2 separate regions of the Homo sapiens genome follow, and region 2 is linked to region 1. Evidence: read pairs that join two places in POLR2A ChIA-PET (ENCODE). Cell type or tissue: GM12878. All regions are shown on one strand. Each heading gives the region's core, and the rest is flanking DNA. Links, peaks and the distances in the headings are about the cores only. Region 1 overlaps LOC102723529 (a long non-coding RNA gene). Region 2 holds the start of LINC01353 (long intergenic non-protein coding RNA 1353).

Region 1 (11,635 bases), core at 1,096-9,095:
ATACAAAAAAAAAAAAATTATCTGGGTTTGGTGATGGGTACCTGTAGTCCCAGCTACTCGGGAGGCTGAGGCATGAGAATCTCTTGAACTCAGGAGGCGGAGGTTGCAGTGAGCCGAGATCACACCACTGCACTCCAGCCTGGGTGACAGAGCTAGACTCTGCCTCAAAAAAAAAAAAAAAAAAAAAAAAAGTAACCTTCCCCTTCCCGAAGCCATTAGGTAAGGCAGAGGAAAGTTGGCATCCACAGAGAGGGATGGCTTGTGATGGGGAGTCAGAGCCTGAGCAGGGCAGGGCCATTCACACAGGGGAGAGTAGATTGTCATGGGCTGTGAGATGCTGAGGCATCTACATGGATGGAAAAGGGTGGCTTGCACCTTTTACAGAGCCTGCACGGGGAGACAAGATGTCCACATACAAGGGTGGCCCACTGGAGGATATCAGAGCCCAAGCCAGATGAGGGGGCCATCAACATGGCACAGGGGCAGCAACAGGGATGGGAAATTGGTTACTTACAGGGGGAATAGATTGAAGAAGAAAGCATTTTGTCTTTTCTTTTCTTTTTTCTTTTTTTTTTTTTTTTTTGAAATGGAGTTTCACTCTTGTTGCCCAGGTTGGAGTGCAATGGCACGATCTCGGCTCACTGCAACCTCTGCCTCCCAGGTTCAAGCAATTCTCCTGCCTCAGCCTCCCGAGTAGCTGGGATTACAGGTGTGCACCAACACTCCTGGCTAATTCCCTTTTTTTTTTTTTTTTTTTGAGATAGTGTCTTGCTCTGTCGCCAGGCTGGAGTGCAGTGGTGCAATCTCGGCTCACTGCAACCTCCACCTCCTGGGTTCAAGTGATTCTCCTGCCTCAGCCTCCCGAGTAGCTGGCACTACAGGCACGCACCACCACGCCCAGCTAATTTTTGTATTTTTAGTAGAGACAGGGTTTCACCATGTTGGCCAGGCTTGTCTTGAACTCGTGAGCTCAAGCAATCCGCCCCATCTCGGCCTCCCAAAGTGCTGGGATCACAGGCGTGAGCCACTGCACCTGGCCAAGAATGGTTTTTATAGGGGAACATTTACAATCAATTTGATAATAGGGAACACTCACTTTGAACCCAAATTAAGTCAAATCTTACCCTCACAAAAGAATTCCTCTCTTATTAGTAGACCTGCATTAAAAAAATTTACTCAATAATTATTACAGTTTTAATTTCATCAGTGACAATTTTGCAAAAATTTTTAATTTCTCATTATAAAAGTACCTATATACTATCCTTGATTTTGCCCCCTGGACCACAAAACCTAAAATATTTATTATCTGATCCTTTACACAAAACAGCTGACCCTTGGTCTCAACTAACCTAAATAAATAAATGAGTAAATTCCATGGTTGATGAGAAGTGGGATATCTGAATAGTTTTGAAGTACTGCCCTGCAAGATTCTTTTTAGTTACAAAGGGAAAAGGAAAATGTCACAGTGAGAAGCCCAGCAGACACCAGTTTAAGTAATCAAAGCAAACATCTTCAGTAATAGGACAAACTGGAATTGAGCTCCACCTGCTAGGATGCAGTGGGAACCCAGATCACTCCTGTGATCTTCTTTCCAAAGAGGCAAAACCTGAATCTAATCACACGAAAACAAACAAACCCACACCAATAGAGATCTATTATATAAAATAACTGGCCTCTAATCTAAAATTGTCAAGGTCATGTCAAGGAAAGACTGAGGAACTGTTCCAGACATAAGAGACCAAAGAGACATGGCAACCAAATGCTACACAGAATTCCAAACTGGATACTTTTGCTATAAAGGAGATCCTTGGGACAAATGGCAAAACAGGAATGGGCTCCAGGGATTAACAGGCAATACTATACCAGTGTTAATTTCCTGATTCCCATGGTTGTATTGCAGCTATGCAGCTATGCAACATGCAGCATGTCCTACAAACAAATCCATTGTTTGTAGGACATACACATTAAATTTTTCAGGAGTGCTGGGGCATTGGCTGGTGACTTACTCTCAGCAGTTCAGGGGGAATAAAGGTTTTTGTACTATACTTGCAACTTCACTATACATTTGAGATTATCTCAAAACAAACAAAATGGAAGGCTTTGACAAAGTTAGGGAGTTTTCTATTATTCTCACTTTCCTAGACTCCCTTAGAGCTAGGGATGCACACACAGCTCTGGTGAATGAAACACAAGCAGAAGAGTGCTGGGAATTTATGGGGGAAGCTTGTGCTTTTCTGACACAGACTCCATCCCGTCCTCTATCTTCCAGAACATGGACGTGATACTCAGAGGAAAAGCATTCTGGATTTTATAACACCAAGATGACATATATGAAGAGTAAAACCCTTACACCAAAGATGGCAGAGAGCATGCTCAAAAGATGCTGGCTTCCCCCAAGCAAGACGATTGCCTACTGCAGAAAGCTCTGAGTGGGACTGCAGGGCGGCTCAGGAGGACAGCAGGGAGAGGTCTGTCATTCCGCTGTGCAGTGTGGCCTCTTCCTCCTGCCATCATCCCTGCACCCACCCTTCATGCTGGCTATTACATAAACAAATCATAAAATAAAATATTAATTTAAAAAAAAAACAGAGGAAGAGAAGAAAAGAAAATTACAACGAAAACTTTAAAGTCAGGAAGAGGGCTGGGGACAGTGGCTCACACCTGTAATTCCAGCACTTAGGAGGCCGAGGCGGGTGGATTGTGTGAGGTCAGGAGTTCAAGACCAGCCAGGCCAACATGGTGAAACCCCATCTCTACTAAAAATACAAAAATTAGCCAGGCGTGGTGGTGCACACCTGTAATTCCAGCTACTCAGGAAGCTGAGGCAGGACAATGGCTTGAACCCGGGAGGCAGAGGCTGCAGTGAGCCAAGATCACGCCACTACACTCCAGCCTGGGCTCAATGAGTCAGGGGTGCTGGAGGAGCATTCCTAGAGAGAAGTATTTGGTGAAGAAGCCAACCAAATTTGGGGGTTGTGGAGATAGCCATGGGTGGATAGGGATGTGTGAAACAAGATGCTAATACACAACTCTTTCTTCCTCAGTTTTGAAGGAGAGCCCAAAGGCTTGGCGCAAACTGATAGGTGCAAAATGAGCCCACATTCCAGAGTGAGGGCTAAACCATCTACAAGGGACACACAACTGAGATATTGAAGAACCCACTTTACAACCCTGAGCACATCAAGCACTTACAGGTGTTAAAGATTGAGATGGAAAGTGGGGAGTAAGTGGAGAGAGACAGAACTTGATTTCCTTGGAGAAAGATGGAGAAATGTTCTGAGGAAGAAGCCTGCCCTTCACATGAAAACAAGTGATTGGGGCTTTCAGGAACCACTTGGCGACCATAATAGAAATAAGCGACTGGAGCTGGACCCACGCCTGCAAAGGTAATGAAGGCAAGAACCTGTGGCTGGTTATCTGCCTGGGCATAGCCAAGTAAAGACTGTTGTGTTGGGAAGTAGCCGTAATCCCATGACAGTAGGACCAAAATGCTGATGAGAGCCCAGCAAGGGATGGTGGCCTGGGGATGCTGTTCATATAGCCTGCCTGGAGGAACAATGGGGTCCCCACAAGAGTCTGTATGGTGTGGACTAAAGGATGCATAGGCGCTAAGGGAGGGGTGATGAATGGAGAGCTGGAGGAAAGGCAGGGTCAGTATCAAGGAAGCTGCCAGCAGAGAAGCCCAACCCCTGTGTAAGAAACCTATGTAAGACCCAAGAGAAGAAAGTCAGCTTTAAACACCTGCCAAGGCCAGAAAATTCTGTGCTATCCTACAACAGTACCAGCCGAGCAAGACCTTTCCTGCTCTTTGCATCTCCTCCCTCTCCCAGAGCAGCAGCCCCAGAGGACAAGAGGCAGCCTAGTGAGAAGGGGAGGAGGAGGAGATGTACACAGCAGGGAAACAGATGAAGTTCATCACCATCCATTATTCCCCACTGCAGCTCCTGGCCTGATGCAGACAAAGGCTGAGAGAGAGGAGAAGTTTAAATGTCATAAGAAATTTGGAGTTTTGATTCAGTAGAAAGGAAATAAGTGATGTTTCAAGAGGGAGAGGGGATATCAGCAGGACCAAAGGTCCCAAGTAGACAGGAGATGGGATCGATCCAATGTTTAAGTGGGGATGGGGGTGGGGGAGCTGCCTCAATAGGAGTAAGGGCTGTTGGTCCACTGTAGCTGGGGATTGAGGGCGTGGATTGACTAGGGAAGTGTAGCTGGACTTCCAGGCAGTTCTGAGCCTCGTTAGAGATGCATCATCTTGTATTCAGGGTAGAATCAGTCCACACGGTTGCGGTTTTCCTCTGGCCACGTTTGCTTTCTTGGAATGGTATAGAATGAGCAGAGAGCTGGATCTACATAAGGTTAGGGTTTTGCTGGGAAGGTATGTTGGAGGAAGACCAGGACATGCCCAAAGGGGTGGTTATGAAGGGCCATAGAATCTATACTGGGTTAGGAAGGAAGTGAAGACAGGAGGGGATGAAGGAAAATTTCAGGGCTAGGGTAGCAGAGGTCTTAATGAGTAGGAAGAATTGTGGGCGTGATTGTGACTATAGGCAGCCATTACAGAACAACCCTAAAATGGTAGAAACAAATCTATCAACACCATTCACTCCTACTTTCCCACCCATTGACCTCTTCATTTCTGATTATCTGTTGTTCTGACCCTCTGGTCCCTGGCATGTCCTGTTCATCCTTCAGCAAACTACTAGAGCCGTAAACCCTCCCCCAGTTCTTGGCATTGCAACAACACTAAGAGGGTTTCCCCTCCAACTTTCATTTCCTATTTTCTTTTGTCTTATAAATTTCCACTTCTGGACCTGTGTGCTTTTGATAAAGCTCAGTGATTTTTCAGAAGCTCAGAGGTCAGGACAGATGTGTAACTTTCCCTGACTCCAGTTGGGTAAAGTGTTCTGTCTCTCATGTAAGAATTTTTCCCATGAGAGAGTTCTGGGAGACAAGAAATATCCCAACTCCTCTAGACAAGCTGTAGGAAATAATGGAAAATCTTATGGCCACAGACCCACTAGCACCATCCTGCTAAACTGGTAAAGAGGCTAGAGCTTGAGACCTGGAAAATGCCAGGGTACTGCAGCCAGAGAACTATCCTTAGAGCACAAGGGTCCCGGAGGAATAAAGCTAGATGTTGCCAAGTTGTTTTGACTCTATAAGCTGAAGCATATACAGTCAGGAGCTGCCCAGGCAAGGCAGAACCTGCAACTTGTGTGCTGTGCTGTCTTGGTCAAGTACACATGGTGGGTAGAACCGAAAAAAAAAAAAAAAAAAACCCATACATGGTGTTTTTCAACCTCTGTTCTTTCCCAAGCAGGTGTCTATTCTGCCTTCTGAAGACAAAATCTCCTTAAGGAAGTAGAGCCCTCACTAAATCTCCCATGATACGCCCTGAGCTTCTAAAGGGAGTGATCTTAACACTGGCATATTTATTCTCTGACTCTAAGTAAAAGAGGGACTCCAGCAGCAGTGCTCCGGAGCCAGCCCATCCTGCCTTGCAAGAACTGACAGTGAAATTTTCCAGAACTCTGAGAGCCAGTTGTTAAAGGCATATGTCATTTGAAAATAAATTATATAAACTTAAAATTATATCACATTAAAAATAAAAGTAATAAGTACTCAAAACTCATCACTTGCTAATTATTTTACTGTATTGATTAGTATCTTCACTCTTGAGGTTACATACCCCCTACTGCATCTACGTGGTAGAAATACTCTGAAATGGGGTACTCCTGGGCATCTCCTCCTAACCCCACACTCAGTGACTTCACTTTGGTAGTTCCAAACAGGCCATGGAAATCAGCAAACACTGCAAGGCAATGCCCCACCCCTACCTCCCAGACAGCTGATTGTTAAACCTTTACCAGCACATCACTGGACTCCAGGGGCCCAGGAGGGTCAGTGGGAAGAACCACAGCTTCAGCCCACCCCAGGAGCCTGCCATTTTCCCTGTCTGGTGCATGCCCCCTCCCCTGTGCAGGGAGAGGGCAATACTGCATTTACTCACTTGAAGGGCATCTTGGCCAGATGGTTTCCCTCAGACAGTGGTGCTAAGGAGCTGGCTAGGAAAATATTTTCCCAACTCTGCCTGGCTTCCTTTGAACAGGAATAAAACTGGTTCTCAGAAATGCAGCCAGTAGGTAAGTAAATAAGGCAGCTGTGCTCCGAGTTCCAGCTGAAATAAATAAAACTTATGAGTCTGGTTTGCATAAAGAGAAAGCTTATGGATTCAGATTTTCCTCCCTTCCTGCCCTCTGGTCTCTCTCCTACAACAGGACCCCATGTGTGCCTGCATCGCCCTCCCCGCTTCCCCGGGGATGTGATCACCACCTGGTTGTTCATTGGCTATAGTACAGGATAAACTTGCAGCTTTCTGGACACTTGTTTCCAATGGTGGAGCTATTTATTTCTCTTTTCATAGTAGACATTGCCTAGCCTCCATGGGCCCTTTCAAGGGTCCATGTTCAAGGATCTCCTGTTCTGAGCTGGAATAACCCCCCAGCCCCTGAGTCCATTTGAAGTTAGGTCATTTCACTTGAGGGCCAAGGACAGAAGAAGGAGATGGGGAATCTAGCAGGTTTAGGAATTCAGCTAGATTTCTGACATGCCCTGAAAATAGGTGATTGCCTTTACTACCCTAAAATCTGATGGTGAATTAACCACACACAGATGTACTTTGCACATGCACTTCATGTGAGTATATGCCAGGGGCACTGCAGAAATAGCTCTATTTACTAGTTTCTATTTATTCACATTATGTGTTAGAGTGTGGTGTGTATGTGTATGTATGTGTTAGGGTGTGGTCTGTTGTGAACCCAGATGCAGGTATACATGTATGTGTGTAGACGGGCATATGTGAGGGTCATTTTCTAGATGCCTGGGCATTTAAACGTGTATGGAATTATGTGTGAGTAGCTATGTATGTTTCTCTGTGTCTTTGTATAGGCAGATGTGATTGTGTGCGTGCAGGACTGAGCCTCGTGACTTCTGAAAACCTGGTTGAAATGCTGGGAGAATGTCATCATCTTCTAAAAATAGAGGAGCTGAAATATTTTGAAGAAAGGATTGAACACACACACACATACACACACCCCCAAACACATTTCTGTTTTGAGATTCCCTATGTTCCCTTAAGCCCTGTGTGCAATGGAAAAACACCAAATATTTGCAGTTTTCTGTCATGATAAGGATTGTTGACTTCATCCAGGGACAGAATTTTATCACTCAGTTGTCAGGGGAAGGGTGTGGGAGGGGGCTCTGAAGGGGACAGGTTTAGATGAATCAAGCCTAACCTTGCTTCTCTGCATCTGATGCCATCTGTCTTTAAAACATCTTGGCCTGCTTCCCACCGTTCAAAGGGAAGGAGCTTGTCTCTAGCTGTGGATCCATTTGGCACACAGGCGAGGGAACAGAGGGGCCGTGGTCATCTTCCTTTTGAGGATAAGAAGACACAAAGACATGAGATCCTGTTGTAGCATAATGGGGTTAGAACCAACAGAAAACGTCTACTTCTTTATGAGTTGTGAGATATGATAAAGGCTTTCTGAAGTGTTTGTGAAGTCTGTTCCAGGTGATTCTGAGAGAAGACTCCTAGTTCTCTGAGATGAGTTAGAATCAGAATCACGGAGGTTCATACAATCATCAGAATGACCTCTGGAAGTTTTTGTTTGTTTGTTTTTTGAGACAGAGTCTCACTCTGTCACCCAGGCTGGAGTGCAGTAGTGCAGTCTCGGCTCACTGCAATCTCTACCTCCTGGGTTCAAGCGATTCTCCCACCCCAGCCTCCCAAGTAGCTGGGACTACAGGCGTGCACCATCATGCCCAGCTAATTTTTGTATTTTTAGTAGAGATGGGGTTTTGTCATGTTGGCCAGGGTGGTCTTGAACTCCTGACCTCAAGTGATCTACCTGCTTCGGCCTCCCAAAGTGCTGGGATTACAGGTGTGAGCCACTGTGCCCGGCCAACCTCTGGAATTTGTAAGAATCTTATGTTTATTGGGCATTTATTATAATAGCATGGATCACTGGCTTTGTGTATCAACATACTTAATTTCCATCACAATCATGTAAGGATAATTATTATCCTATTCCACAGGTGAGAAAAATAGCACACAGAGGTGGAGACACTTGTCCAAGGCCACAAAGCTAGTAAATGATGAAATAATTTTTGAATTTTAAAACATAATAAAGAGTTTAAGTAGAAGATTAAATATAGCTGAAGAGAAAATTAGTAAACCCGAAGAGAAATCTGAAGAAATTATTAAGACTAACAGAATACGTAAAGGCATGAAGCAATAATGGAAGATAGAATGAGAAATTGAATAAACATCTAATCAGAATTCCAGAAGGAGAGAAGACAGTGAATATTTGAAGAGAATTTCTCAGAGGAGAAACATGAGTCCATAGATAGAGGATACAACATATACCAAGCAGAATAAGCAAAACTAAATTCGTTACTAGACACATTTCAGAAAAACTGAAAAATAATAGAGTCAAAGAGATCTTATAACCAGTAAGACAGAAAAGAGAAATCACCTGCAAAATAATGGCATAGATTTATTGTATAATCCCCAAGAGTAATAACGGAAGCTCGAAGGAAGTGGAACCATATTGAGAGAAAGAAAAAACAAACCTCTCAACCTGAAATTGTGTACCTAGAAAAATCTGTTCTTCCTAAAGGAGGGTGAAATAAAGATATATTCATAACTCCAGGATTCCAGAACTCATGCTTTTTCCTCTACATTATACTGTTGCTACCAGTTCTCAGATAGTTTTAGATCTGAAGTTTTATAGTCAGTCATACTTCATTTTATTGTACTTTCCTTTATTGCACTTTGCAGACATGACTTTTTAAAAAACTTGAAGGTCGGTGACGACCCTGTGTCAAACAAATCTATTGGTGCCATCTTTCCAACAGCATGTGGCCACTTCCTGTCTCTGTGTCACATCTTGGTAATTCTCATATTATTTCGAACATTTTTATTATTATTATGCCTGTTATGGTGACCTGTGATCAGTGATCTCTGATGCTACTACTGTAATTGTTTTGTAGTATCATGAACCGCACCCACGTAAGATGGCAAACTCAATGGATAAATGTGTGTGTTCTGACTGCTCCCACCAGCTTTCCCCCATCTCTCTTCTTCTCCTTGGGCCTCCCTATTCCCTAAGACACACAACATTGAAATTAAGCCAATTAATAAACTTAGGATAGCCTCTAAGTGTTCAAGTGAAAGAGTCATGTCTCTCACTTTACATGAAAAGCTAGAAACTGTTAAGCTTAGTGAGGAAGGTATGTCCAAAGCTGAGATAGGCTGAATGCTAGGCCTCTTGTGCCAAACAGCCAAGTTTTGAATGCAAAGGAAAAGCTCTTGAAGAAAATTAAAAGTGCTATTCCAGTGAACACATGAATGATAAGAAAGAAAACAGCCTTACTCCTGATAGAAAGTTTTAGTGGTCTGGATAGATCAAACCAGCCACAATACTCCCTTGAGCCAAATCGTAATTCAGAGCAAGGCCCTAACTCTCTTCAATCCCATAGAAGAGGCTGAGAGAGGTCAGGAAGCTGCAGAAGCTAGCAGATGTTGGTTCATTAGGTTTAAGGAAAGAAGTCATCTCCATAACATAAAAGTACAAGGTGCAGCAACAAATGCTGATGTAGACACTACAGCAAGTTATCTAGAAGATCTAGCTAAGGTAACTTATGAAGGTGACTACACTAAACAACAGCTTTTCAATGTAGATAAAACAGGCTTCTTTAAAGAAGAAAATGCCATCTAAGACTTTCATAGCTAGAGAGGAGAAGTCAATGCCTGGCTTCAAAGTTTCAGAGGATAGGCTGACTCTCATGTTAGGGGCTAATGCAGCTGGTGGCTTTAAGTTGTAGCCAATGCTCATTTACCATTTTGAAAACTCTAAGGAATTATGCGGCTAGGAGCAGTGGCTCATGCCTGTAATCCCAGCTCTTTGAGAAGCTGAGATGGGAGAATCACTTGAGCCCAGGTGTTCAAGACCAGCCTGGGCAACAGAGCCAGACCCCATCTCTACAAAATTAAAAAAAAAAAAAATTAGCCAGGTGTGATGGTGTGTACCTGTAGCTGCAGCTATTTTGGAGGCTAAAGCAGGAAGATTTCTTGGGACCAAGGGTTCAAGGCCGTAGGGAACTATGATTTTGCCACTGCACTCCAGCCTGGGCAGCAGAGTGAGACCCTATATACTCTGCCTATGCTCTATAAATAGGGCAACAAAGCCTGGATGACAGCGCATCTGTTTCCAATATGGTTTATGAACTATTTTAAGTCCACTATCGAGCCATACTGTTCAGAAAAAAAGATTCCTTTCAAAATATTACTGCTCGTTGACAATAATCCTGGCCACCCAAGAGTTCTGATGGAGACGCACAAGGAGATGAATGTTTTCATGCCTGCTAACACAACATCCATTCTGAAGCCCATGGATTAAGGAATAATTTCAACTTTCAAGTCTTATGATGTAAGAAATACATTTTGTAAGGCTATAGCTGCCATAGATAATGATTCCTCTGATGAATCTGGGCAAAGTAAGTTGAAAACCTTCTGGAAGGGATTCACCATTCTAGATGCCATTAAGAACAATCAAGGTCAAAATATCAACATTAATAGGAATTTGGAAGAAGTTTATTCTCACCTTCATGGATTACTTTGAGGGGTTCAAGACTTCAGTTGAGGAAGTCATTGCAGATGTCGTGGAAATAGCAAGAGAACTAAAGAGAACTAAAAATAGGGCCTGAAGATGGAACTGAACTGCTGAAATCTCATGATGAGGAGTTGTAGCTTCTGGATGAGCAAAGAAAGTGGCTTCTTAAGATAAAATCTACTCCTGGTGAAGATGCTGTGAACATTGTTGAAGTGACAACAAAAGATTTAGAATATTACATAAACATAGTTGATAAAGCAGTAGTAGAGCTGAAGATTGACTCCAATTTTGAAACAAGTTCCACTCTGGGTAAAATGCTATCAAACAGCATCACATGCTACAGAGAAATCTTTCATGAAAGGAAGAGTCAATCAATGTGGCAAACTTCATTGTCATCTTATTTTAAGAAATTGCCACAGCCACTTCAGTCTTCAGTGACCACCACCCTGATCAGTCAGCAGCCATCAACATGAGTCAAGACCCTCCACTTGCAAAAAGGTTATGACTTGCTGAAGCCTCAGATGTTCATTAGCATTTTTATCAATAAAGCATTTTTAAATTAAGGTATGTACAATGTTTTTTAGACATAATGCTATTGCACACTTAATAGACCCTAGTATAGTATAGACATAATTTTTATATGCACTAGGGAACCAAAAAATTCATGTGACTCACTTGATTGAGATATTCACTGTTGCAGTGGTCTGGAACGGAACCTGCAATATCTCCGAAGTATGCTTATATTACAATAATTACCTTCCAGGAAATTCTTCTTGCTTCCTCTGTTTCCTCCTGCCTCCAATATTCCTTTTAAGGTCAGAGCATTTCTAGGGGGAAAAAATGCCATTTTCATTGGCTTGTATTTAAGGGAGCTCCAGGGTCTAATTCTTTGGAAGTTGTCCTTCATAAAAGGTTCTGAGGAATCAAAACAGCACTGCAGACTGTCACTGTACCCA
Region 2 (11,635 bases), core at 1,771-9,770, 90 kb after region 1:
GCCAGACCAATATGGCTGGAAAGGTCCCTAGTGATGTGTTTTTGTTTCTGCGACTCCCTCGGTGTATCAGGAGCAAAAGGATGGGAACGATCTGCTAAAAGTCTGTTATCCTGGAGGCCCCCCAAGAATGTGACCTCCCACACCTTCTCCCTCTAGGCCTTCTCCTATGGTACGAGAAGGTGTGACTGAAAGTGCCAGAAACTCACAGGGGAACACATGGACTTGGGACAGAAGCAGATCTGAAGCTGAATTTATTGCCTCTTTCCCAAATTTAGAAGACAGACATGTTGTAAACCCTCCTCATCCTCACTCCCAGGGGCCCAGGATAAACCCCCTTTATCTCCAGACAAAAAACAAGAGAAGAGGCCCTGAACCTATTGGAGCTTCCCCAGATGTTGTTTTGGCAGAGCCGTAATGGGGCTGGGCCTCCTGGGGCTGAGTGTCTGGGGCAAGCAGGAAGCTGGCATCACAGCTGTGACAGCCAGAGACCACCTGGGGGATGGGGGCTGAAGGGAAGAGGAAGACAGATTCAGAAAGGAGGACACAAGAAAAAGTCTAAAGAAGAGGTACTGCAGCTTCTCACCTGTGGCCTCCTGGCTCTGGGCCTGAGGTACTTCTCTACTGCACCATGGGTTCAGGTCCAGGGATCCGTGTGGTTTGGAGGAAGGAGCTAGGAGAAAGGGAGAGATGGTTGGAGTTCCCTGAGCCTTAGTTTGCTTATATGTAACAAAAGAGTATTGGGCTAGGAGACCCACCCTGCCTCTTAATCTGTCATCTATGGTTCACATTGATGACTCCTTGGGTCCTAGTGGAATACGTGATCACCTGCCAGCAAGAGAGGATTTTCCTGATGAGGTGACAAGATATCCTGGAGCCCTACTTCCTGAGCGGATCCCATATCCAATTACTGGCCCAGTCCTGTCAGTTATCCTCTTGAAATACCTTCTACTCAGCATCACTGAAGCCACCAACTGTTAGATCGTTCTTGGATAGTTTCAACAGTTCCCTAAGTGGTCTCTTTGCCTGAAGTGCTTCCCTTCCTGCCCTTTCCTCAGTCCATACTCTGCTGTCAGAGCTCCTAAACTACAGGTCTGTCTTGTCTCTTTCATGTTTAAAAGCTCTGAAGGCTCCCTACAGTTGAAAGTTTAATTCTTGGTTTGGCCTTCAAGGCCTTTACAATCTGGCCCAACCTCAAAGCTCAATTAACCCATTCTCAGTGTTTCTCAAATACATACTTTGCACTTTCATACCATTGTGCCTTTGTAGTTTCAACAGTGAGGTCTTGCCATGTTGCCCAGGCTCTGGAGTGCTGTGCTTACTCACAGGCATGAACATAGCTCCCTACAGCATCAAACTCCTCACCTCGAGTGATCATCCTCCCTCAGCCTCCTGAGTAGCTGAGTGCCCAGCTTATTGTACCTTTACTCATATTATTTGCTCTGCCTGAAATTCTCTCTGTTCAGCTCTTTGTCCATCAAAAAGCTGACTAATTATCTCCGTGCAAGTGATACAGAAGGAGTGAAAACATTATTTTTCCCACATTATTGAAGAAAAAAGTAAGGAACATATAGGGCAATGGACATGTCAGGAAAGTCTCTAAAAAGGGGGCTGGGGTAGTGGGGTGAGAGTGGGCTAGGGAAGGGTGGGAAAGGATTCTAAATCCTACTTCCTCCATCCCTTCCACTAAGAATAAGGTTGGGGAGGAGTGGAAAGGAATCTTTATTTAGATTAAGAATGGGTGGCCTGAGCTGCTTGTTATGATATATTAGTCTTTTTTTTTGAGACAGGATCTCACTCTGTTGCTTAGGCTGGAGTATAGTGGCATGGTCTCGGCTCACAGCAACCTCCATCTCCCGTGTTCAAGCTATTCTCCTGCCTCAGCTTCCTGGGTAGCTGGGATTACAGCTGTGCGCCACCACACCTGGCTAATTTTTGTTATTTTTAGTAGAGACGGGGTTTCTCCATGTTGGCCAGGCTCGTCTCAAACTCCTGACCTCAAGGGATCTGCCCACCTCGGCGTCCCAAAGTGTTGGGATTATAGGCACCTGGCCTTATATCAGTCTTGTTTTGATGATGACTGGCTCCGATGGCATATAATTATGCTTTTTTACATTGGTGTCCCTGGATGGGCTAATTAAGTTTTTGAACTGACGGATTTGTTCTAGTGCGATGGGCAGAGCACATCCCTTAAAGCCACACTGCTTAGGTTCAAATCCTAGCTGTGCTACCTTAGGCAAGTTATTGAAGCTTTCTGTGCCTTAATTTCTTTATCTATAAAATGAGATTAATAGTAATTCTTACCTCTTAGAGTTGTTGGGAGAATCAAATGAGTTTACAATACTTAGAATAGTGTCTGGCACATAATAGTGGTCAGTACATGTTAACTATTATTACTTATAATTTATACTTTGCTTACTTCCAAGAAGAATTTGAGACAGCTTAAAATATTAAACCACATAGAGGATGATTTTATGTGTGTGTTTATATTATATTAAAGATCAGAAACGAATTGGTAGTAGGAGGAAGAAAGAGAAAGATAGATATTTACAAACTTGTTTGAATCAGATACTTCTTTGACACCTAAATTTATCTTTGAACTTCCAGGAAGCCAAGGTAAAAAGGGAAATACCTGCATTATATAGTTTTCATTGTGAAATATAAAAAAGCATTCAAGTTAGCCTGTTAAAACCCACCCCCACCAGCCCGCTACATCCACACATTCCTCAAGAAGAAATTTATGATATGAATCCCTATGTTGGAATACTGGAGCCAAAGAGTCTGAAGTTGTTCTCAGTTGGCATTTAGTATCTTCCTCAATTGGGTTTACCTTTCATAAGAGCCCATAACGACAACAGAAGTAATCAGGATAATGGCTGGGATAGTAACAATCAATATCATCTCTACATTTCTTTCTATCCTTATTTCAGGGTTTCCTTCCTTCCCTCTTGGCTCAGGAACTCTCTGAGGTCAGGGGTTGAGCCTCGCTCGGTCAAATAGTCAGGTGGCCCCAGGTGGTTTCAGCTGCCTCCCTGAAGCATTAGAGTTGTGTAGAAGCAAGGTGGAACCCATGGCAAAAACTCATGAGGTGAATGGAGACAGGAAGGTTATGAGGTATGTCTAAGAGGGCTTTGAGACGATTGAGCTCCCAAACATGTAACAGAATGATTATCTTAGTGGGAATGGGTAAGCTCCTAGAAAGAGAACAACTCTGTGTCCCCTATTTTTTGAATTCAGCAGAATCTATTGTAAGTCAATATCCTTATGTAAAAACATTGCATAAGTCCAGGAAGACCACCACCACGATCTTCCAGCCTGACCTGCCAGGCTTAAAAAAAGCGGCTCGGCCAGGCGCAGTGGCTCACACCTGTAATCCCAGCACTTTGGGAGGCTGAGGCGGGCAGATCACCTGAGGTCGGGAGTTCAAGACCAGCCTGACCAACATGGAGAAACCCTGTCTCTACTAAAAATACAAAATTAGCAGGGCGTAGTGGCGCTTGCCTGTAATCCTAGCTACTCGGGAGGCTGAGGCAGAAGAATCGCTTGAACCTGGGAGGCAGAGATTCCAGTGAGCCGAGATTGTGCCATTGCATTCCAGCCTGGGCAACAAGAGCGAAACTCCGTCTCAAAAAAAAAAAGAAAAAAAAAGTGGCTCTTTGCCTACGAACTTACACACTCAGAAGCTTTGGACCTATCTCGTTGAATTCTTAGACAGGTTCAGAGGTGTGGCTGGAGGTTAGAGCTGAATTACTCCACAGAAGAAAACAAGAGGAATCTATATTTTTGTTCCTGAGAGAGAGCAGCAAAAAAAGGGGGCTTGAGTAACCTTAAAATGGTGTTGGGAGGGCCTAGAGCCAATGTGAGAGAGGAAGCCGAGGGAAGTTTAAGAACAGAAATGCCCAACACTCCCTTTTTAAGCTCTTTACATTTTTGCAAAATTAACCCCCTCAGGAGACCCCAACCTTCACTAAAGCCCATGATGTATATACAGACCTTGTAAGGAATTCATATGAAGAAACAAGAGACAGGCCTGACACGGCTCACAACAGTGAGAGCGCTCAGGGTCAGCAGGATGATTCCCAAAAGGAACTGACTTGAGATCCCAAAGCCAGAGGCACTGATGAGAAGGAATGTCTTCTCCACCCTCCATCCCCACTTCCAGGGGAATCTGGAATATTTTGAGGAAAACTATTGGATCACTCATCGATCTTCGAATAAAACATTGAACCAATCTTGCCCAGCACCTAAAGAGCAGTTGGGCACAGCTGACGAACAGTTTACCCACTGGGAGCATGGAATTAGGTGTCACCTTCAAATACCTGATGTTTAATGAGGACAACCATCTCCAAAGGGAGGATACCTGCCTGCCCACTGTGCAGTCTACTTCTTGGCTACCTAGCACAGTCCTCCCTGAGAGAGGGTTCCGTGGGGGCTCGTTGAAGCCAATGAGTGGGGAGGAGAAATGCTGCAGAAATTTACCATGTCTGGCTGGCCCTATGGCTCACTGCCATTTATGTATGGGTCACATGGGTCACAAATCAATCACTTGACCTCGTGATCTGGATACCTTTTGTCGTCTTTGTCCTAGAGTGATAAGAGGAAGGAGATTTAGTCCCCACCCTCAGAGGTAGAGAGTGTGGGTTCTTCATTCTGACTGGGGAGAAACGGTTCCTGCCCACAGGACGCTGCAAGTTCCCAAGGAGGGAGAAGCATCCACATCGAGGACACAGACGCAAAGCTGCCAGGAGACAGGCAAATATGGGCAGAGCCACACTGCACAAACACGATTCACAATTAACCAAGGAGTTGGAGTGAAGGTGTCAGCAGGAAATAGCTTGTTGGGCCTGGGAGTTTTGAGCTGAGCTGGATTTGGAAGGAAAGAGTTCTTACTAGCAGCAACAGAAGACAGTCATGTGCTGCACAGTGTCCAGTACTGTGCGAGGCGTTTGCACGATGACCGCTCACCCGCGGTTCCCCTCCCTGCTGGAAGGATCATCTCCAGCATGCTCACCACTTGCTTACTAACAGAGGCCCCAGACAAACAGCTCGCCACAGTACACACAAGAGGCAAACTCCAGATGACTTTATTTACACAGCTTAAGCTTTTCAACAGGGTCAAAGGGCATTCTCACAGCACATGGGTGTGGCCCGGGAAAGGCAGGTTCTGGAGGGGGCTCCTGAACAGGTTCCTCCTCCCTGGCACCAAGTGACCACCTGTAAGTCTGAATAGCACTTTACAGCTTGCAAAGCTGTTTTACACCAAGCAGAACACTCATCTAGTCCTTACAAGGCTCGAGGGCAGTATCCTCCATATTTTATGGAGAAGGAAGCTGGGGCCTGAAGAATTATGAGACAAATTTAAGGCCCCAAGGCAGAGGCAAGGATGTCCTTTCTACCACCCAACAGTGGCCTAGCATCACAGCCTTCCGGCCGTAGACTTTGGGATGCAGAGCATTCAGGGACTATCAGAGTGCATCAGTGAAAGGCCACCTGGTCATCTGCATTTCAATCTAGCTCTGCACATTTCATGAGAAACCCAAAGAGGGAGGATGCAGAGCGACAGCGTCTGGGAAGGCTGCCCGCCTGGGCTCTGGCTCTTGAGAGGAGACAGGGAGGCTGGCCTCCCTTTTCCAAATGCGGGTCACCTTTGCCCCGGCCTGGGCATTGTTTGGGAGAGGAGAGCCTGGCCCTTGATGGCTGGCAGCTGTTGCCCTCCCCAAGAGCGCCCCTGCCCTGCCGGCCCCTCCGGAGTCTGTGCCCATATAAGGGAAGCACTTCCCGGCAGCTGAGGTAGAGGCTGTGACGCCCCCAGTCCACGTCAGCGGCCGGCGGGAGGCGGGAAAGCCCAGCAGAAAAACAAGTGACGCGGCGCGGGAGGGAGGCGGTGGGTGGCAGGTGGCGGGAGGGAGTGGCCGCGCCTGCCTCGTTAACCCCTGCCCAGGCAGCTGGAGCCAAGGACTGAGCGCAGCCAGCCAAGGTTGTGGGCTGTCTTTGCCCTTCTGTGTGAATGGGGGTGTGGAGTGGGGAAAGTCGGGGGCCAGGGGCTGCGCTGGTGACACCTGCCTGAGCACTTCTGTCCTGGGGTGGGTGCAGGTGTTTGTGCTCTGGAGGACCTGCTCTTTGGGCGTCCAAATGTGTTTCACAGCCTGTGCATTTTGCCTGGTGGTGTCAAGGACGCATATGACATGGACAGCCATGGTGTGTATTTTTACTGCAGAGCCCAGGGATTTTCCCATAGGTGTTTAAAGACAATCACATCTCCTATTGAAACTCAATCTCTTCTGTCCTGAAACAAGCAAATAAAAAGAAAAACTGGCATCTGTGTTTCCAGAGAATCCCAGAAAGTCTCAGAAGAGGCACTGCTGTAAGGCGACTGGCTTCTCATTAGCCAAGTGGCCTCCCCATGTCTTCCCCAGACCAGTCAAATAAAAAGGTCTGGCCTAGGGGCTGACGGAGAAGCAGCCTGAAAAACGAGGGTTTCCAGAGGCCTCCTGCCAGGCAGAGGCCAAGAAAAAAACAGAAAAGGAAGAGAAACTGCGATGAGAACTCAGGGCTCATCATGGAGCCTTCACTGTCCTGGGGCAGGTTGGGGGAGGCGCTCTGATTTCTGAGTCCAGCTGAGCACTCAGATAAAGCCTGTTGGAGTGCTGTTCTCAGAGGCCTGCCTCGTCTCGCCTGAAATTATGGGTGTGCGTGCCTGCCTGTGGTGGGTTGGGGAGTAAATTGGGTAGCTCAGCCTCCGGGGAAAGTCCCCAGGGCCTCCCAACCATCCCTTCACACCCACAGTGCTTAGCCACCCACATTCGCTCCTCTATCTAAGGTCTACTTCCTCTCTCTACTTCCCCTGGCCCAGTCTCTCCACGGTAGAGAGTTGTCTGGGGGGACAACTCACCCCATCCCCAAGCTCTGGGTGCTGTGATAGAGTGGGAGTTTGAGGCATGAAAAATAGCTAGTGGCCCTCCTTGGCAGGGCATTGGCCGAGGATGTGGCAAGTTTGCTTTGGCTGTGGGCACGGTCCCTGTCTCTGAGGCTTACCCTCACGGTGGCTGGTGAACATGGTTTTATGCCTGGGAATTTTAAAGGATGTGGGAGGGGCCTTCCTTCCTCAGGAGCCAGTGTCCTGGGACTGGATGATACCAAAGGTGTTGAAGAATAAAAACAATGGGGTAATGTTTGTGTTTCTGCCTGGACAGTACTGCATAGCGGTTATGGGTGGGCTTTGGGGTCAGATGGGACCTTAGCTCTGCCACTTGCTGGTAGGTCTTCTGGCAAGTTCCTAACCTCTCTGAGCCTCAATTTCCTTGTCTGAAAAATAGAAGTAAAAGTATTAATCGTATTGATTCTTTTTTTTTTAGGCAGGGTCTCACTCTGTCACCCCAGGCTGGAGTGCAGTGGCAGGATCACAGCTCACTGCAGCCTTGACCTTCTGGGCTCACGCGATTCTCCCACCTCAACCTCTGGAGTAGCTGGGACCACAGGCAGGCAACATCACACCTGGCTAATTTTTTGGGTATTTTTTTGTAGAGATGGGGTTTTGCCATGTTGCCCAGGCTGGTCTGAAACTTCTTGAGCTCAAGCAATCCATCTGCCTCGGCCTCCCAAAGTGCTGGAATTATAGGCATGAGCCACCGCACCTGGCCTGTATTGTTCTTTTGAAGATAAAAGGAGATCACGTTTATTAAGCATTCTGCACATATGTTCACTCTTTCCACAATATTTGCACACCCAGCGCATAGTAAACACATTAAATAGTGGCTTTTATTACTATTAGCAGTGGTAGCAGTATCATAAAAGTCCTCAAGGACACCACATGGAGAGTTAGTCGGAGTCACCAGGTGTTCCAAGTTTGCCTTTGGCGGTCTCCTGCCTCTCAGCTTTCTTCGAGGTTGCTCTGGTACCTCATCACCTCCACCACCTCCTCCACCATCCCGACCTCAGCCTGGCCTGGAAGAAAGTGCAATGAGTGTGGAAGCACAAGACCGATGCTTCCACCCCAGCTTTGCCCTGCCCTGGGCCATTCCACCCTTCTGAGCCTCCATTTCCTTATCACTGAAATGGGGAGAATACTTTCTGGCTGGCTTCGTTTATTGTGAGAGTCAAGAGAATAAACGTTTGTGAAAATACTTTGAAAACAGCCCCCACCTATCAGTTCTCCACCAGGTGAATTCTCCCCTCTCATCCTCGGCACCAGCTCCTACCCCATTCCTCCCCTTCGAGTCTCTCTCTGTAGATTTTCATGGCTTTGGGCATTTTGTTCACAGCTCTGTTGACATTCCCTTGACCTCAGAATTCTGGAGGTGCCTTAATTCCGACTTCCCCTATAGACGCCTCCTCAGGGCAGGAAATATGCCTTATTCATTCATCCTGTGATTCCAGTGCCAGGCCCAGGAAGGGCACATAGTAGGAGCTCAGTCAGCGCTGATTCCCTTTCTTCTACCAGCAAATCCCAGGGATGGAGGCCTGAAAAAGAACCCAGTAGAATTTAGGGGAGCAGACTCTGTCCTCCAAGAGAGAGGGGTTGGGGAAGAAGGGAGACAGGAGGAAAGGAGGGGAGTGGCCCTTTGCTATGCAGGCCAAAGGATGCCCGCTGTCACCACACACAGGCGCAAGGTAATACCAGTCTCCATAGGGTGACATGGTGCTGACTGGTTTTACTCAGCGATCCCAAGGCTGGGAGAACCTCTGAGAGCCTCAGCAGAGGGCCAAGCCACTCTTCCTGGTAGGAAAGCAGACATTCTGCCTAAAAGGGAAGTCCTTGGGTAACAAGTTCCACTTCATCACAGCCAGGGCACTAACCTAAAACCCTACCCTCTCCTCCTCCCCCACCGCACAGGCAAACCATTTCCTCTTCTGCTGAGCTCATGGAAACAAAGAACAGCTGTCCTCTCATTGATTGGTTTAAAAATAAGAGACTCTTGCTTTACCTCCCCAACCCCCCACCCAGACCTCTGATGACCAAACATCTCAGCACAGTCCCCCTCAGGCCTCCACCCACTCCCCTGGGGACAGAGGGGCAGCCCCTGGGCCGCCCACAGGCTCCCTCCTCCTCCCTGTGGGGACCAGCCTCTGCCTGCCACTGAGCCACACCCGTCTACCTTCGGTGGGGTGACTGCAGCTGCCCAGCCACTGGCTCTTACCAGTGTGGCCTTGGCATTCACACTTTGGCCACCATAATTTTGTCTCTGCAGTGGGCCTTGCACAAGGCTGGGAGGAAACAGCCTCTGTAGAAATCAAGGTTTCCTGCTCTGTGAGGGCTGATGCGGTGCCATGGAGATACTTCCTGTGACTTTGCCAGGCAAACTGGAGGCCAGGGGAAAGATCGGGAGTGTGAAGTCCTGACTTCTCAGCTACTCAGAAACCCCTCTAAGCCTCGATGTTTTCATCTGAAAAATGACAGTGGCAAACTGCTTATAGAGGGACTGTCAGGATCAAACGAGATATGGTTATGAAGGCGCATTGAAAACGGTGCCACCATGGACACACGAGTTGCTATTTCTGCCTGCCACCTCCACAGACCCCAGTTCACCACCAGCTGCAATCTCTACAAGTGGCCCTGCCTTCCTGAAAACCCCAAACCAAGACTTGCCTCCCTGGGCATCTGAGTCCACCCCATCCTCTCTCCTCGGGCTTACTTACTCAACCTACACCACAGGGAAATGCACCAGTTGCTTAAGAGGTGTGGAAAGTTTCCTCCAGTTTTTTCCATGGTTTGTGTGCTTGTCTTACCTGTCCCGCCTCCTTCCTAGCACCGTGGGAGTATAAGCTGGCTCCTCTGCAATGGATCCGTGGCCAGTACCTCTGTTCCCTCACAGCACAGGATAACAATAAGTGTGCCAAATGGAAGTGTGCGTGTGGGAGAGGGCACACAGCCAGATGGCTCCTTGGGGCAAAGCCTTATTTCTACCACATAGGACTTTGTAGACAATCACTCTCTGGCTATAGAGGGGTTTTGTGCTCATTTTCTGTTGTGAATCAAGCTAATTTTGGATTCACTGGGATACAATAGTGAACTGAAAGGCAGCTGCCTGCAGGAGGAGCTCAGAGAACCAAGCAGAGCCAAGCCCTGGGAAGCCTTTTAGAGGAAGATTTGCAGAGAAGGAGTGTGACAGTCATAAGTGTCCCACGCTCTCAGTCCTCAGCAGGCTGTCCCTCCCAGTCCCAGGTTCACCTTGCAGAGGTGTGGTGGAGAACAAGCGTGCCCAGCAGCTTCCCGTCTGAAAGCCAACTGGCACAGCCCACCTCCAGTGGGCCACCCATGTTTCTGGGGCCAATGAGCCTCTGAGCTGGGAGGTCCTGGCCAAAGAAATGCCCTCCTGCCTCAGAGAACAGAAAGTTCCAGAAGATCCAGGGTAGCTTTATTCCTGACTTAGCAAGCAGACCTAGAAGTGGGATGGAGAAGGGCTTTTGAATCTCCCTCCAAAGGTCCAGAGAAATCTCCTTGGAAATTTGATTGATTATTGATTATTGTAACAAGAGTTTCTCCTCCCCCAGGAAGCTCACCAGAGTGGTCTTCTTCTAATAGAGGCGGAACTGTGTGATGGGTGGTCGGAGGTTCCGGCTGCTGTGCCAGACCGCTTGGGTTCAAATCTTATCTTTAACAGTTACCTAATATTCGCTGTGCTTCAGTTGCCTCATCCATAAAGTAGAAATTACAATGATATCTATCACATTGGATTGTTTTTGATTAATGAGTTACTATGTGCAAAACACTTAGGGCTCAGTATTGTTATTATAAGAAAGAACTTTACTTAAGAGGCTTCCTAGTTTAATTTCTCTACCATTATGAAAAGAAATTCTCTCCCTGATTCCGACACCTTTGTTTCTTTCTTTTTCTTTTTTTTTCTTTTTTCTTTTTTTTTTTAAGAGAAGGGGTCTCACCTTGTTGCCCATGCTAGTCTCAAACTCCTGGGCTCAAGCCATCCACTCACCTCAGCCTCCCAAAGTGCTGGGGTAATAGGCATGATCAATATATAATATATATGACATTATATATAATATATTATGTTTCTCCTGGCCTCTGAGCTCCAGGTTCAGCAAGAGGAGAATGCTCAGTTCCTTCCTGTGGACTAAAAGCCACAGGAGACATTCATCAACAGCAATGGGGTGATGAGAGCCATTTGGGAGTATTAGGAAGTGGAAGGTCTGAGAACCTTTTCAAACTAAGAAACCCACCTGGCCAAGGTGTCCCTGACTTGACTCATTCAGTCCCTATCCTGCCATATATTTATTATAACTATATTATATCCCAGAACTTTCACATTTATTGTGTTATTTAATCTTCATGATGATCCCACAGAATAGGCTATAAAGATCTTATCAGAGAAGGCAACTGGGACCTTGGGACGGGTCTCCCACTTCCTGTCCTACTGAGAAGGATCCTATCCATCTTTGCCCCAGGCCATTCCACTGAGGAAGCTGCAAGGTGGTTCCATGGAGGACCAGTTCAGAGTCCATAATAACAGGATGACTTAATGACAGGTTGAATCAGTTTGTTATTTGGAGCAGGCACTGCAGGGAAAGGGCTGGCCATGTTAGACGTGGCTCATCCTCTTCCCTCTTCAAAAACACTCCCACTTAATGCTTGACCTCCCAGAATCAAGGAAGTACGTGGCCTTATTGCTAGAGCCAAAATTTGCAG

The links. Peaks named below come from ENCODE experiments on the same cell type or tissue, not always from the same donor. Only the 100,000 strongest peaks of a DNase experiment are listed, where the experiment ranks them.
Region 2: POLR2A ChIA-PET joins it to region 1 with 5 read pairs; 3 of 35 experiments call an interaction of 5 or more read pairs at or near these places.

Annotation. Positions count from the first base shown.
Region 1 is chr1:203,374,449-203,386,083 of GRCh38, reverse strand. It overlaps LOC102723529 (a long non-coding RNA gene), which reads right to left. Exons shown (of 7, transcript XR_922438.3): 2 at 11,355-11,506; 3 at 10,671-10,874; 4 at 7,299-7,437; 5 at 6,014-6,181. Among named protein-coding and RNA genes, the nearest start is that of BMNCR, 27 kb to the left of the region's middle. In GM12878, for the core only: no CTCF peak of the experiment used is centred there; DNase peaks (open chromatin) are centred at 4,773 and 5,203; H3K4me3 peaks cover 452 bases; H3K27ac peaks cover 1,551 bases.
Region 2 is chr1:203,284,811-203,296,445 of GRCh38, reverse strand. LINC01353 (long intergenic non-protein coding RNA 1353) reads right to left here and starts at 9,294. Exons shown (of 3, transcript NR_117097.1): 1 at 9,135-9,294; 2 at 8,140-8,457; 3 at 7,648-7,941. RefSeq lists enhancers at 1-87, 6,342-6,901, 8,289-9,488 and a silencer at 5,732-6,131. In GM12878, for the core only: no CTCF peak of the experiment used is centred there; DNase peaks (open chromatin) are centred at 5,880, 6,695 and 8,885; H3K4me3 peaks cover 3,045 bases; H3K27ac peaks cover 5,255 bases.